Linked DNA regions of Homo sapiens: region 1 is linked to region 2. A link is an interaction called in ENCODE POLR2A ChIA-PET data of the cell type or tissue named here. Cell type or tissue: PC-9. All regions are shown on one strand.

Evidence for each region. ChIA-PET counts read pairs that join two places held together with the same protein. Peaks named below come from ENCODE experiments on the same cell type or tissue, not always from the same donor. Only the 100,000 strongest peaks of a DNase experiment are listed, where the experiment ranks them.
Region 1: POLR2A ChIA-PET joins it to region 2 with 21 read pairs; 2 of 35 experiments call an interaction of 5 or more read pairs at or near these places.

What each region holds. Positions count from the first base shown.
Region 1 is chr9:38,240,625-38,248,624 of GRCh38, reverse strand. No RefSeq gene overlaps it. Among named protein-coding and RNA genes, the nearest start is that of ALDH1B1, 150 kb to the left of the region's middle. In PC-9, no CTCF peak of the experiment used is centred here; a DNase peak (open chromatin) is centred at 3,454.
Region 2 is chr9:37,598,677-37,606,676 of GRCh38, reverse strand. It overlaps a transcript of FRMPD1 not described here. Among named protein-coding and RNA genes, the nearest start is that of TOMM5, 10 kb to the right of the region's middle. RefSeq lists a silencer at 6,259-6,441. In PC-9, no CTCF peak of the experiment used is centred here; a DNase peak (open chromatin) is centred at 3,636.

The DNA of each region.
Region 1 (8,000 bases), 640 kb before region 2:
ACACTAATCACTGCCTCTTTAATCAATTAATGAGAATTAAAAGGTCATCTATCATTGGAAATTGCAACTGGCATCACCAAAGCACTACATTGGCCCACAGATGCTAAAGAATTGCATCCTACGTGAATAATTGTACTTTGGCTTTAATGAGATTTTATTAACATATGCATTATTAATTAGACCATTAATGCAGATGTCATTTTGAGTCACACCAGGATTCCCGATGGCTCACATGGTTATTAAACCTTGCTAGTTTGCACAGTGAATTAATATTATATTAAAGGTTCTCTCCACTGTGTATACTAAATTAAAATGCTTACTTTCAACGTCTCACCCACAGCATCCACGCATACTTGTTAGGGAAAGGAATAAGAGGGAAAGATTTCCATTGTAAGACCTGAGAGCTTTCTGTCTTGCAAATAACTTTGGTGTCTGCAAGTAGATAGAGAAGGAGAAGCTTAGGGAGTGGAGAAGAGAGAGGAAATCCCTCCCCCACGCCCCACACCACGAAGGGGCCTACTGTTCTTTAATTAGCAAGGTTTCCTAATGTGTCTAAAATAGAATATTTAAACTTTTTCTCACTATAAAGTATCATGTATTTATTGTAAATGATTTAGGAAATACGCATACACAAAAATGAGAACGTTTTCATTACCCATTCTTTCAGCACTCAGTAATTACCATTCTGAATATTCTCGTGTGATATTTTAGTCTACTTTCTCTATACTTAGACATCCTTTTACACAAACAAAATAATACTCTACGTACTGTTTTAGAACCTGCCTTTTTAACTTAATATTTCTTGGATACCTTTCCATATCATTTAATGTTCTTCTAGAGCATCAATTATCACATTACACATATCGATCTATGTGATTCTTTTCTATGGCTGTGGGTTGGTCAGCTTTGTGTGTCACACTGGCTAGGCTACAGTCCCCTAGTTATTCAGTCAAACACTAATTTAGATATTGCCATGAAAGCATTTTGTAGATGTGATTAAGGTCCATAATCAGTTGTCTGTAAGTAAGGGAGATTATCCTGGACAATCTGGGTGAGCCTGACTCAATCTATTGGAATGCCTTAAGAGCAAACCTGAGGTCCTCTGAAGAAGAAGAAATCCTACCTGTGGACTGCAGCTTCAGATGATGCCCAAGAGTCCCAGCCTGCCTTTCCTGCTGGCTGCCTTACAGATTTTGAACTCTCCTAACCAGACCCCACAACTATGTGAGCCAATTCCTTGCAAGCAAGCAACAAGCAATAAATGAATATATAACCTACTGGTTATGTTTCTCTGGTTGATCCCTGATGAATGCAGGCTGTGTAGGATTTTACTACATGGCCCTACCGTAATTTATTGAACCAATCCCCCATTGTTGGACATTGGGCTGGATTGTCTTGTTGTCAACTTGGCACCATCTCCTGTTTCAGGCTGGAATGATGCTTCCCAGTATGTTGTTTGCTGTGTGTGTTTCCAGGATGGGGATTACTGATGGGAGAAACCCACGCAAAATTTGGAAGGAAGAAGGAAAAGGGAAGCCACTGCTGCTGGGAGGGAATGCCAGTCAGGCACAGTGGCAGCGTCACTAGGCATGGCAGCTTCAACGGACACCAAAGCTTTGCCGACCACCCCGTGAACTCTCACCCCATGGATGCACTTTGGTGGCCAGATGCATGCAGTTCCTCAGACTTTCCCACAAGCTCGTCCCCGCCAGCTGCACCTGGCTTCAGACAGAAGTGGTTACCAATGGTTTCTCCAATGCTTCAACATTCCCTTTCTAGAACCTCACTGTCACTACTACTCCCAGATTTGCATAAGCCCCAACTCCTGTGTTAAACCCTTTATTCCCATAATACTTATAATAGCTCTGTTTTCCTCAATGAAACCACTAGTTGTTCAGGGGAACTGGTCTTTAAGAATGGGAATGTGAAATTCTTTCACTACTATTAGAATTAAGGGCAGAAATGTCACCATTGCAAAATCATGGTAGTCCATGGCACAAAGTGGCAAAACATTTCCTTAAGTTATTACCTGTAGTCACCTGAAGTCAGGTACGTGGAGAAAAAGTCAGGTGACCGACTAGCTGCTGTAACAGAACAGTGGAAACAGCATGTAAGGACTGTAGGTTAGTTAGCTACTTCTGACTGTGATGATGAATTTGAAAAAAGAAAATGGTGACCTTGGGCTTAAAGTGACCAACTCAAGGCCAGGTAGGAAAAGACAAGGCTTTGATGACTGCCCTGAAATAATCCTTTGGTTCAAGGTCACAGAAATCATTGACCTGACCACATCCTCTAAACAGCAGGCCTGATACAACAATGGATTGGCCTTTGATAGACTCATTTATGGCACCTGCCAAGTGACAAACCTTTGCAGGGCTGAGGTAATGTCCTGTGGAATGGGGTATATGCTCTAACTCAGTGACCAATGTCTGCTACTGTTTCTCCCACAGCTAGCATTCATGGGTCCAGGAATCAATGGAAGGAAACAGAAGTAGTTCATACCACAACTACCCTTAATGAAGCACAAGCAACATTTTCATTTCTATCATTGTGGCTTTGAGCTCCCTGGTGCAGAAGTCTTGATTCCCAAAGGAAAGCCACTTCCATCAATGGACACAACCATAGTCCACTGAACTGGAAGCTCAGACTGCCCCCTGGCTACTCTGGGCCCCCCGTGCCATTTAACCAAGAGGCAAGGAAGGAGGTAGTGTCCTCACTGGAGTGATTAGTCCTGATTACCAAAGGGGAAGTAAGCTGCTACTACACGATGAGGACAAAGAGGAGTCTTTCTGGAACCCAGGAGATTTTTCTGGAATGCCTCTTAATACCCCCATGGCTTATGGTAAACGTTCATTAAAATAACAGCATAGGCTGGGTGCGGTGGCTCACGCCTGTAATCCCAGCACTTTGGGAGGCCGAGGCGGGCGGATCACGAGGTCAGGAGATCGAGACCATCCTGGCTAACACGGTGAAACCCCATCTCTTCTAAAAACACAAAAAATTAGCCGGGTGTGGTGGCTGGGGCCTGTAATCCCAGCTACTTTGGAGGCCAAGGCAGGAGAATGGCGTGAACCCAGGAGGCGGAGCTTGCAGTGAGCCGAGATAGCGCCACTGCACTCCCGCCTGGGCGAAAGAGCGAAGACTCCGTCTCAAAAAAAATAATAAAATAAAATAAATAACAGCATAGTCTAATGCCGTAGGCTCTTCAGGAATGCAGATGTGAGTTTTCCACCAGGCAAGGAACCATAACCAGCCAAGGTGCTTACTAAGGGCAAAAAAGTTTAAGAAGGGAAGTGGAAGGAAGTATAGCAGGAAATTTCAATGTTCCAAAAGCTAAGTATACAGTTTCCCCTGCTTTAATGGAGTCCTCATATTGTGAGATATTCAAAATAGCAAGTTCTCCTAGCTTAGGTTTCATAAATCTTCAAATGACAAAAAACCAGTTTGACCACAACTTTCCCAAGCCTTCTGTACTGAGTGAGGAAGTGTCCATCTTTACCCTGTTCAGGGCACACATCTCTGTCCTCAGAGGTCCAACTGCCGGTTCACATGGCATCAGAAGGCAAATGAGAAAAAGATGCCCCTTTCCCACATGAAGTTTCAAAAGAGTTACATTATTAATTTTTTTTTTTTTTTTTTTTGAGATGGAGTCTTGCTCTGTCACCCAGGCTGGAGTGCAGTGGTGCAATTTCGGCTCACTGCAGCCACCGCCTTCTGGGTTCAAGTGATTCTCCTGCCTCAGCCTCCTAAGTAGCTGGGATTACAGGCATGCACCACCACGCCCGGCTGATTTTTGTATTTTTAGTAGAGACGGGGTTTCACCATGTTGGCCAGGCTGGTCTCGAACTCCTAACCTCAGGTGATCCACCTGCCTCAGCCTCCTAGAGTGATGGGATTACAGGCATGAGCCACCACACCCGGCCCATTATTTCTTAATAATCATTATTATAACAGTCATTTTGTATATGTAACAAAAAGAAAATTGTAGAACATCAAAGAACACTCGAAATTCATTGAGCTGTATACTTAAAATTTCTGTACCGTATGTACATTAAACCAAAATACAGGATGTTAAATGAAATAGAAATTTTAAACTCATACTCACTGTAATTAGAACTAGAATATGATTGTTTTAAAATTGCTAAATATGTTGTACAGCACCCCTTTTATGCCCCACCTCACATCCTCTAGGCAACCTTTTCTACTCCAGCTGTTTTTGAGACAACCAGCTGTGTGCAAGTTTAACCTGAGAGCAGCTCACTCAGTCGCCCCTGTTCCCTCCTCAACCCTCTTGTTTTTGGCTTCTGGGGCTTTTCTGCTGTGGCCACATACGGCATTCTGACAAATGTGCAAACTTTGAAGTACAAGGGAGTTAACCTCTCACAGGGCAGCAACCTTTGATCAAAGGGGGATTGGCACAGGTGCAGAAATATACCCTTCTTCTGCCCCATGGCAGATGGTTCTGGAAGGCATTCAACATGGCTCCTCACAGGGTCCCACCAGATGGAGCGCAGGTGTTCAGGGTGGTGTCCAGCTGCATAGCTTGGATAGATTTTTTTTCTTTTTCACATTTTACAGTTCACTGGGGGTCAGTTCCCACAAATAAACCACACACCCGCAAACCTTTGTTTTAGCCTCTGCTTTTCAGGGAAATCTAAGCTAAGACAGGCATCTTGCTTTCATGAACACAAATTATAATCATTTTAACACTCACTTGCTCCAATATCTCATTTTCCCTAGAACTGGTTGCTAGATTTGACAGATTACAAACCTTAAGTAATTTAAAATACATTTTAATTTCAGGAAGCTATGTTCTCCATTGGCAACCAATATTGGCAAAGTTAAATATGTTCTGAGAGCCATAAAAGTGTTCAGAAATACATTTAGTAAATTATTGATGCAAGTGTATTGCTCAACATCAATGGGAGAGTTTAGAAAACAATTTAAGGTTTTAGCTCCTCACAAGTTGATGCCCTATCAACAGCATAGCAGTTAATTTCCATTGTAAATTTTTTTTTTTTTTTAAATTTATTTTTTTATTGATAATTCTTGGGTGTTTCTCACAGAGGGGGATTTGGCAGGGTCATGGGACAATAGTGGAGGGAAGGTCAGCAGATAAACAAGTGAACAAAGGTCTCTGGTTTTCCTAGGCAGAGGACCCTGCGGCCTTCCGCAGTGTTTGTGTCCCTGATTACTTGAGATTAGGGATTGGTGATGACTCTTAACGAGCATGCTGCCTTCAAGCATCTGTTTAACAAAGCACATCTTGCACCGCCCTTAATCCATTTAACCCTGAGTGGACACAGCACATGTTTCAGAGAGCACAGGGTTGGGGGTAAGGTCACAGATCAACAGGATCCCAAGGCAGAGGAATTTTTCTTAGTGCAGAACAAAATGAAAAGTCTCCCATGTCTACTTCTTTCTACACAGACACGGCAACCATCCGATTTCTCAATCTTTTCCCCACCTTTCCCGCCTTTCTATTCCACAAAGCCGCCATTGTCATCCTGGCCCGTTCTCAATGAGCTGTTGGGCACACCTCCCAGACGGGGTAGTGGCCGGGCAGGGGGGCTCCTCACTTCCCAGTAGGGGCGGCCGGGCAGAGGCGCCCCTCACCTCCTGGACGGGGCGGCTGGCCGGGCGGGGGGGCCGACCCCCCCCCACCTCCCTCCCGGACGGGGCGGCTGGCCGGGCGGGGGGCCGACACCCCCACCTCCCTCCTGGACGGGGCGGCTGGCCGGGCGGGGGGCCGACCCCCCCACCTCCCTCCCGGACGGGGCGGCTGGCCGGGCGGGGGGCCGACCCCCCCACCTCCCTCCCGGACGGGGCTGCTGGCCGGGTGGGGGGCCGACCCCCCCACCGCCCTCCCGGAAGGGGCGGCTGGCCGGGCAGAGGGGCTCCTCACTTCCCAGTAGGGGCGGCCGGGCAGAGGCGCCCCTCACCTCCCAGACGGGGCGGCTGGCCGGGCGGAGGGCTGACCCCCCCACCTCCCTCCCGGACAGGGCGGCTGGCCGGGCGGGGGGCTGACCCCCCCACCTCCCTCCCGGACGGGGCGGCTGGCCGGGCAGAGGGGCTCCTCACTTCCCAGTAGGGGTGGCTGGGCAGAGGCGCCCCTCACCTCCCAGACGGGGCGGCTGGCCGGGCGGAGGGCTGACCCCCCCACCTCCCTCCCGGACGGGGCGGCTGGCCAGGCGGGGGGCTGACCCCCCCCACCTCCCTCCCGCACGGGGCGGCTGGCCGGGCTGAGGGGCTCCTCACTTCCCAGTAGGGGCGGCCGGGCAGAGGCGCCCCTCACCTCCCGGACGGGGCGGCTGGCCGGGTGGGGGGCTGACCCCCCCACCTCCCTCCCGGACGGCATGGCTGGCTAGGCGGGGGGCTGATCCCCCCACCTCCCTCCCGGACGGCACGGCTGGCTAGGCGGGGGGCTGACCCCCCACCTCCCTCCCGGATGGGGCGGCTGGCCGGGGGGGGGGCTGACCCCCCCCACCTCCCTCCCGGACGGGGTGGCTGCCGGGCGGAGACGCTCCTCACTTCCCAGATGGGGTGGCTGCCGGGCGGAGAGGCTCCTCACTTCTCAGACGGGGCAGCTGCCGGGCGGAGGGGCTCCTCACTTCTCAGACGGGGTGGTTGCCAGGCAGAGGGTCTCCTCACTTCTCAGACGGGGCGGCCAGGCAGAGACGCTCCTCACCTCCCAGACGGGGTCTCGGCCGGGCAGAGGCGCTCCTCACATCCCAGATGGGGCGGCGGGGCAGAGGCGCTCCCCACATCTCAGACCATGGGCGGCCGGGCAGAGACGCTCCTCACTTCCTAGATGTGATGGCGGCTGGGAAGAGGCGCTCCTCACTTCCTAGATGGGATGGCGGCCGGGCGGAGACGCTCCTCACTTTCCAGACTGGGCAGCCAGGCAGAGGGGCTCCTCACATCCCAGACGATGGGCGGCCAGGCAGAGACACTCCTCACTTCCCAGACGGGGTGGCGGCCGGGCAGAGGCTGCAATCTCGGCACTTTGGGAGGCCAAGGCAGGCGGCTGCTCCTTGCCCTCGGGCCCCGCGGGGCCCGTCCGCTCCTCCAGCCGCTGCCTCCCGGGCGGCGCTCGCCGGCGCGGCGGCAAAGACTGAGACAGCTCCGCTGCCCGCTGAACTCCATCCTCCCGGCGGTCGGGCGGCGGCGGCTGCGGTCGGTCGCGGCAGCGGCTCCGCTTCATATCTGCAGCTGGGGCCCGCGGGCGTCAGCGCCGCGACTGTCCCGGCTCCGCACTGCCCCGGGCCGCAGCGCAGCCGCGCCAACCACTACCCGCGGCCACCATGGCCGGACGGGCTCCCTAAGCCACCGACCCCAGCCCGCGGCGCCTTCGAGCCTTCTGGGGCCTCCGGCGCCGCGACCTCCTCTCCATTGTAAATTTTCACATACAGTAGTCCAATTTCATCAAAATTCTTCAAATTATATGTCATTTAGAAGAATGAAAGACCATAATATTTTTCAGCATTACAAACCCTTCTTCTAAAAATAATATTCTATTCAAGTTCTATTTAAAAATATTATATACAACTTGATTTTGAAATTTTATATGGGTCATAATCATGCTGATTACAGAATTCACAGTTAAAATTGGTCTTCTGACTTTTTTTCTCATATTCTCTTCCTTAAAGAAGTTGGCATCAATGATCTCCAACTTGTTTAACATTAAGAATATATTTTCTTAAATATCATCATTTAATTTTTCTTTAAATAAGTTTTAATTCCTTCCATGCTTTCAAATGCATTTTGGTTCCTGTATCTTCTTACTTCTACTACTAATTTTACAGAAAACTGTCAAATTGGAACTAAGAAATGGAATTTAAACGTGGATATTTTTGAGAGTATGTCTCCGGACTGCATTCTACAATCTATATTTTTGTAAACTAGGTCTCTCAATTACAAAAGTTGTTCCTCCTTCAAAAGTAGAAATGAAACAATATGAATCAACACAGTTAGAACAAGGCATTATACTTCCATCTGCC
Region 2 (8,000 bases):
TGTTTTCTATTAATTTTAAAGTAAATTTTAGTTTTATATTTCCAGCCAAGCTAAGAGGGAAAAGAAAAGAGTTTTGTGCATATTCAGCGTGGTGGTGCCAGAAGAAAACGCTATTTAGCAAGAGGTGCTTTATACACCAACCTCTCTTTGGCTTTAAAATTTAGAACTCAGGGCCACCAGAAAAATACAGGTATCTTTTTGTCCATGGGCAGTGTGACCATAAAGTTTGTCATCCAACCCAGAATACTTCTGAGAGTGAAACAAGGCAATACAAAGAATGCCACCAGTACAACAAGCAAATCAGACATCACTTTCATCACCAAATAAGTCCCTAGTCTACAACAATTTTTTCATCACTCAAGAGGCTTGATCCAATAGATGGTTCCATGGCTGGCACACAGAATAAATGCCCTCTTCCACCGGGATAAATATGCCCTACTGTTTTATGAATACAAGAGCAGGTTTCTTTCCTTCTCCCCTCTCTTATCCAACCATCTCTACTGCCATTTTAATTACAGAGTCCTGTTGCAGATTCTGTCTACCCAGACCTGCCATAACCTTAGCCCCTACATCCTTGCTCCAAAAAGTTCATCCAGGGGTCTACAGATTATACAACCCATCTCCTGATTTCAGTTAGTGGGCAGTGAGCTGAATATTTAAACTTCCGTAAGGCTGAGTGTAGCGGTTCATGCCTGTAATCCCAGCTATGTGGGAGGCTGAGGTGGAAGGATCATTTGAGCCCAGGACTTCAAGACCAGCCTGGGCAACAAAGTGAGACCCTGCTTCTACATAAAATTTAAAAACTACCCAGGCATGAACCTGTAGTCCCAGCTACTCAGGAGGCTGAGGTGGGAGGATCCCTTCAGCCCAAGAATTTGAGGTTGTGATGAGCTATGATCATGCCACTGCACTCCAGCCTGGGTGACAGAGTGAGACCTTGTCTCAGTCAGTAAATAAATAAATAAATAAATAAATAAATAAATAAATAAATAAAATTCTACCAGAATGACAATATGATTTGGAATTAGTCTTATCTGCTGTACAAACCAGGACAGAGGTCCTAAGGCAATTTCCAAAGTCCTATCAGATAGGTGGCCTTTCTCACCATTAGCAGGGGGCTCCTCTAGGGCACAGAATATGTACAATCTAATTCTATATTGACAGTGGCTAGTGCCCAGAGCAGGGGCTGGTGTAGAGTGGGTTCTCAGTATGTGCTATGGAATGACCAGGCTGCTTTCTCATCTCCGTCAGCTCTGGGTTCTTGAGTGCCCATGCTTTTCCTACCCCTTTCAATGCAGTAAGGGGGAGTCCTGCCATGATCTGTCAGCTGGCTGGGTTGGGCTTTGTTGCCAGCCCTCAGGGACTGACTAGCATTCTGCTTCTCCCAAGGATTGTGCTGAGCCAAACAGAGCCTCCCACAGACTCCAGGTACCAGGTTTGGGCACAGGCTGAGTCTGCTGGGTTCCATTCAGTTCAGGAACATCCAGCAAAGTCCATTACCTTCCCAGCCCCAGGCTGGGTACTGGAAGCACAGACTGAAAGTCATATACAATATCAAAAGGTTATATATGCACTGAAGCACGGTGACTAACAGCAACGACTCCACAGTGGAACTGCCTGGATTTGTATTCCAGCTCCACAATGTACTATCTGATTATCCTTGGATGAATATTTAACCTCTCTATGCCTGACTTTTCCATTTGTAAAGTGGAAATAATAGAGCCTGCCTCAGAGGGTTGATGTGAGAATTATATTCAATGATTTAGAACCATGCTTGGCACAGCAGAAATGCTCAATAATGCTAACTATTACTGTTTTGGGGTTTTGGCTCCTCTTCCTGCGGCCCTAATGCTTGGCCCACTTCCCTTCATTCTCCCTGGTTCTGGCTGGTTCCCTCATTTTTCAGGAAGGTCTTTTCTTTGCTCTTGGCCCACTTCAATGCTGAGGACCAAGGACACACATCTTCACGCTAACATTTGGCTGGTGCCTTGTCCATCAGGATTTAAATCCAAAATCTTTATGAGGTTAAGCAATTTTCTACCATCCCTGAACACAAGTGAATCATTACATAACTATTTTTCTAAGAAGGAAAGAAAACCTGGTCCACACAGAAGGAGGACCAGATTTGGAAGGAGTTGCTCTGAGCAAGAAGCCCCTGCTTCTAAGCATACCTTGTGACTACATATTTCCAGTTCTTTCAGGGACAAAAGTGGGTGTTTCCACCCACCTCTCAGAAATTCTGATACAGTGAACAAAAAGAATCTTCTTAGGATTTTTAACAATCACGCTGTTATTTTCTTCTCTACTCACCCTAAGTTCTCTACCAGGTACTAGATCTTCTTAACTAGTAATGATTGGTTACAATATATTTACTCAATTAGGCAAATAGACACTTTTCTTTAATATAATCTTTAATATAATCACCAAAGCCACTACTACCTAGTCAGGAAAGGTAAACTTTGAAATAAACTGGATTTTTTTTCACTTAGATTAAGAAAATGCTGAATTTTTATGATTTTATAGTTCATAGCCTCAAACTCCAAATAATTTTAATTCGCACACTTAACAGTTGCATTCAAAAACACTGCATTGCTGCCATGCCTGCCCCAGCCAAGTTCCAGGTGGTACTCTTTGCATCATCTCCAACACTTAAATTACAGATAATTTCAGTGAAAAGCAAATAATCAAAACTATGTAATAATGAGATTACAGGCTCACTCCTGTAATCCCAGCACTTTGGAGGCTGAGGTGGGCGGATCACCTGAGGTCAGGAGTTCGAGACCAACCTGGCCAAAATGGAGAAACCCCATCTCTACTAAAAATACAAAAAATTAGCCGGGCGTGGTGGCACACACCTGTAAGCCCAGCTACTTGGGAGGCTGAGGCAGGAGAAATATTTGAACTCAGGAGGCAGAGGTTGCAGTGAGCTGAGATTGCACCATTGCACTCCAGCCTGGACGACAAGAGCAAAACTCCGTCTCAAAAACAAAACAAAACAAAACAAAATAAAACAAAACAAAACAAAACAAAAAACCTATTAGCCAATAAACACAAAAACCTCCCCAAATATGATCATTCTATTAAGTATAAATCACAACTGCTCTGCCACCCACCTCCCCCACTGCAATACTTAGGAATGTTTCCTTCTGATGGATCTGAGTTAAATCCTTAAGACACAGCGGTCGAACTATTGTGTCCCAGAAGTCTCTACTTCCAGGATGACTTAAACACATCTCTGACCTAACTCGTTTTTTTGGCTTTGTTTGTTTTTTTGCTCATGGTGCCTGCTAACCCAAACCAATGGTTCAGTTGCCGTATGCTCCTAACACACACTTACCTCCTTCCTTCCACCAGTGTCCACAGTCTTCACACTGATCACCAAATCCCAGCATCAATCCTGGAAGAGACTGTAGAGACCAGCCAATCCAAGCCCTCATTTTACAGATATGGACTCTGGCGCCTACTAAGAGATAGACACTTGGCCAGGGTCACGCAGCTCATTAATGCAAGAGCTGGGACTAGAATTGCTTAACTGGAGATTCATCTCCCTGTGGTGTCATTCTTCTTCCAACTGGTTCTTTTGCCCTTTGCCCTAGTTGGCTTTCCTGCACTCGCACACAGTCCACACCCTCCTGGGATTTGGCAGCAGCCTGTGAGGCTCACCTGGAGTGAACTAACCCAGCTCAGCTGGCCTGGGACTCTTTACCTTCAGAGGAACAAGGATCACGTGGCTCTCCCGGAAACAGAAACACTGTGTGTGGGGATGCACGGGATGTTCAAGTATATCCATCACTACAGGTCTGCCAAGTCCTCCATGCTGAGGAGCAAACAGAGCTTACAAGTCATTTCTAATATCTGAGACTGTTAGGTTCTTTTTTGCTATAATTTCAGGTTACCCTGTAATAAGAGCTTTGGTAGTGCCCCCTAAAATAAACTTATTTACGATAAACATTTACTTAGGAGATAACCAAACAGTTCTCATTTGCTAGGCACTGTGTTGGCATGAGAGATACAAAAATGAGAAGACGTGATTCCCATCCTTATTTTGGTGGAAGAGAAAAACACATAGACAATGGTAAGATATTATGCTAAGTGCTTTGACGCTTGGACAAGAGTAGGCACAGGTCTCATAGACACACAGAAGCAGCAGCTAAGCCAGCACAGGAGAGCTAGTGGAATTTTTTTCATGACCTTTTTATTTAGAATAGTTTAAGATTGATAGCAAAGTTGCAAAGATAGTGCAGAGAATTCCATATACTTCTCACCCTGGTCTCCCCAGTATTAACATCCTGTATTACAGTGGTACCATGGTTACAACTAAGGAACCAGCACTGGCAAGTAACCATTAACTAAACTAGTAAAGACTTTTTGGAAAAGGTGATATCTAAGGTGATTTTATTTATTTATTTATTTATTTATTTATTTATTTATTTATTTTTGAGATGGAGTTTCGCTCTTGTTGCCCAGGCTGGAGTGCAGTGGCGAAATCTTGGCTCACTGCAACTTCCACCTCCCGGGTTCAAGCAATTCTCCTGCCTCAGCCTCCCAGTAGCTGGGATTACAGGCTTCTGCTATGACTCCCGGCTAATTTTTTTCTATTTCTAGTAGAGACAGGGTTTCAACATGTTGGCCAGGCTGGTGTTGAACTCCTGACCTCAGGTGATCTGCCCGCCTCGGCTTCCCAAAGTGCTGGGATTACAGGCATAAACCACTGCACCCAGCTATTTCTGAATGACATTAGGAATTAGCCAGATGAAGAGATAGAAAAAGGGATTTTGTGTGTGTGTGTGTTTTTAGTAGAGACGGGGTTTCACCATGTTAACCACGTGGTCTCAATCTCCTGACCTCGTGATCCTCCCGCCTCAGCCTCCCAAAGTGCTGGGATCACAGGCGTGAGCCACCACACCTGGCCAGGAAAAGGAATTTTAATCAGAAAGAATTCATGTGCAAAGACCTATCTTCCCACCAACATCATCCCTTTTTACTCTCTTCCTCAACCTGTTGCCTCTTCTTCACTCTTCCTCTATTCTTCTCTTTTCCCACTCAACCTCCCGCCTCTATCTCCATACACCGATCTGCTGGATGTTCCCTGAGCTCACCAAACTCTTTGCTTTGGGTCTTTGCACTATAAAATGTATATTTAGGAAGATCACTCAGGCTGCAAGGTAGACAACGCACTAGGGAGGATAAGACAGAATAAAGACCAATTAATGGGTGGCCTGAGCAAAAGTGGTAGTAGTGGGAACAGAAAGAATATTATGACTTTTGGAGATATTAAGGAGATAGAATCAACAAAACTTAGTGGTTAATTCAAGGTAGGGCCTATGGGTGGGGCAAGAGTCAAGTTGACTCCCAGATTTCTGGCTTTAACAACCAGAGGGAATGGATGGTAGTGCCAGTCATTGGGCTAGACAGCATAAGAGTTAAGATTGATTAGAAGAGTGCTATGGTTTGAATGTGTGACCAAAATTTCATGTGTTGAAAATTTAATCCCCAATGCAACAGTATTAGGAGGTGGAGTCTAATGGGAGATTTAGGTCATGAGGGCTCCACCCTCTTGAATGAATTAGTGCTCTTATGAAAGGGCTTTCAGGAGTGGGCATTCTCTTGCCCTCCCACCTTCTGTCATGTGAGGATACAGCAAGAAGGCCCTCACTGGACCAGATGCCAGCACCTTGATCCTGGACTTCCCAGTCTCGTTATAACTGAGAGAAAATAAACTTCCGTTCTTCATAAATTACCCAGTCTCAGATATTCTGTAATAGCAGCCCCAAATGGATTAAGACAGATGGGAAGAGGATTGGTTCTGCCTTGAACAGGTGAAGTGTGTACCCATGGGACATCTGAGAAGACAGTGAAGTTAGGAGGTCGGTTGGATATACACCTCTGTGTTTCTGGAGAGAAGTGAGCTGGTGACATATGTGGTAAATCATTAGCCTAAAGATGGCATTTGAGGCCAGGCAAGATTGCCCATGGGTACAGAAGAGAAGGGGATCCAGGAGAGGTCCTTAAAGAATGCTGCCATTTAAGTGTGACCCAAGGAAGAGTGTGGAAGGAGGCTATGGAGCATCTAGTGAGGTGAAAAGAAAGCTAGAGAATGTGGTATCCCTGAGGCTAAGAGGGGAGAGCTTTCCTGAAAAGGCCATGTGGCGAATAGTGTCAAATGCTGCAGAGGGTTTGAGGCCCACAAGAATCTCCTGGATTTGGCAATAAGGATTTCTCTCAAAGGAGGAGTTTCAGAGAACAGATGGGGCCAAAAGCCCAACCTGTCCTTAGGCTGCAGAATAAATAGGAGGTGGCCGGGCATAGTGGCTCACGTCCGTAATCCCAGCACTTTGGGAGGCCGAGGTGGGTGGATTACTTGAGGTCAGGAGTTTGAGACCAGCCTAGCCAACATGACGAAATGCCGTCTCTACTAAAAACAAAAACAGAAACAAAAACAAAAAAACAAAAACAAAAATTAGCCAGGCATGGTGGCACGCACCTGTAGTCCTAGCTACTCAGGAGGCTGAGGCAGGAGAATAGCCTGAACCCAGGAGGTGGAGGCTGCAGTGAGCTGAGATCGCGCCACTGCACTCCAGCCTGGGCAACAGAGAGAGTCCCCATTTCAAAGAAAAAAAAAAGAATAAATAGGAGGTGAGGAAAAGAGGACTGTGGGTGCTCTGCCACTTTTTAAAAAAGATTTACTGTGAATCAGAGGCCAGGGATAATTTAAATGGGACTGACTAATGATAGCAGATACTGGGAGTTTTTTGGTTTGGGTTTGACAGGGTCTTGCTTTGTCACTCAGGCTGGCATGTGGTGGCACGATCATGGCTCACTGCAGCCTGTATCTCCCAGGCTCAAACGATCCTGCCACCTCAGCCTCTGGAGTAGCTGGAACCACAGGTGTGTGCCACCACCATGACTAACTAAATTTTTTTTTTTTTGGTAGAGATGGGGTCTCGCTTTGTTGCTCAGGCTGGTCTCAAACTCCTGAGCTCAAGTGATCCTCCCGCCTCAGCCTCCCAAAGTACTGGGATTACAGCCATGAGCCACCATGCCTGGCCTTTTAGATACTGTTGTGGTTAAAAAAAAAAAAATTACTTGCTCCATTTAGAGTATGCTCAATTCATAATTTTTCTACTGAAAAATTATGTCTTGTTATTAGTAGTAGCTACGATTTATAAAGTGTCCACCATAAGCCAGGCACATTATGTACATTATTTTATTTCACTCTTTTTTTTTTTTTTTTTTTTTTTTTTGAGACGGAGTCTCGCTCTTTCACCCAGGCTGGACTGCCCAGACTGGACTGCAGTGGCGCTATCTTGGCTCACTGCAAGCTCCGCCTCCCGGGTTCACGCCATTCTCCTGCCTCAGCCTCCCGAGTAGCTGGGACTATGGGCGCCCGCTACCACACCCGGCTAATTTTTTTTTTTGTATTTTTAGTAGAGACGGGGTTTCACCGTGTTAGCCAGGATGGTCTCGACCTCCTGACCTCGTGATCCACCCGCCTCGGCCTCCCAAGGTGCTGGGATTACAGGCGTGAGCCACCGCGCCCGGCCTAAGCACATTTTCATAACGTATGCATGTGTCTTTTGTGTAATGGGGATGGGATGGGAATGATGGCAAAATCAGCTCTAACCTCTGCAGGGAGATGGCTAGAAATTAGTATGTGCTCTAAATGATGTCAATGCAAACTAAGCCCTCAGTACATTTTACTTTTCCTGCTGCAAAATAACTTCTAGCACAAGAAAGCAAACCTCTTCTAAAAACAAAATCTCCCATTTCCTTGTTTGTAGTTCTAAAGGCCTGGAGACCTGACATCTACACCCTTGGCCAGAGTGTGCCCTATTCCTCAGAAAAAAGAGGGTCACTAGGAAAAACTGAGAACTCTGAATTTAAGGTAGTAATTCTAATGATCAGGGAAATTTTTAAGTGTGCACAAAATAAGTGCTACAAGGATGTTCACTGAAGTATTATTTATAGAGAAAATATGTAAGCAACTGAATACCCAAAGG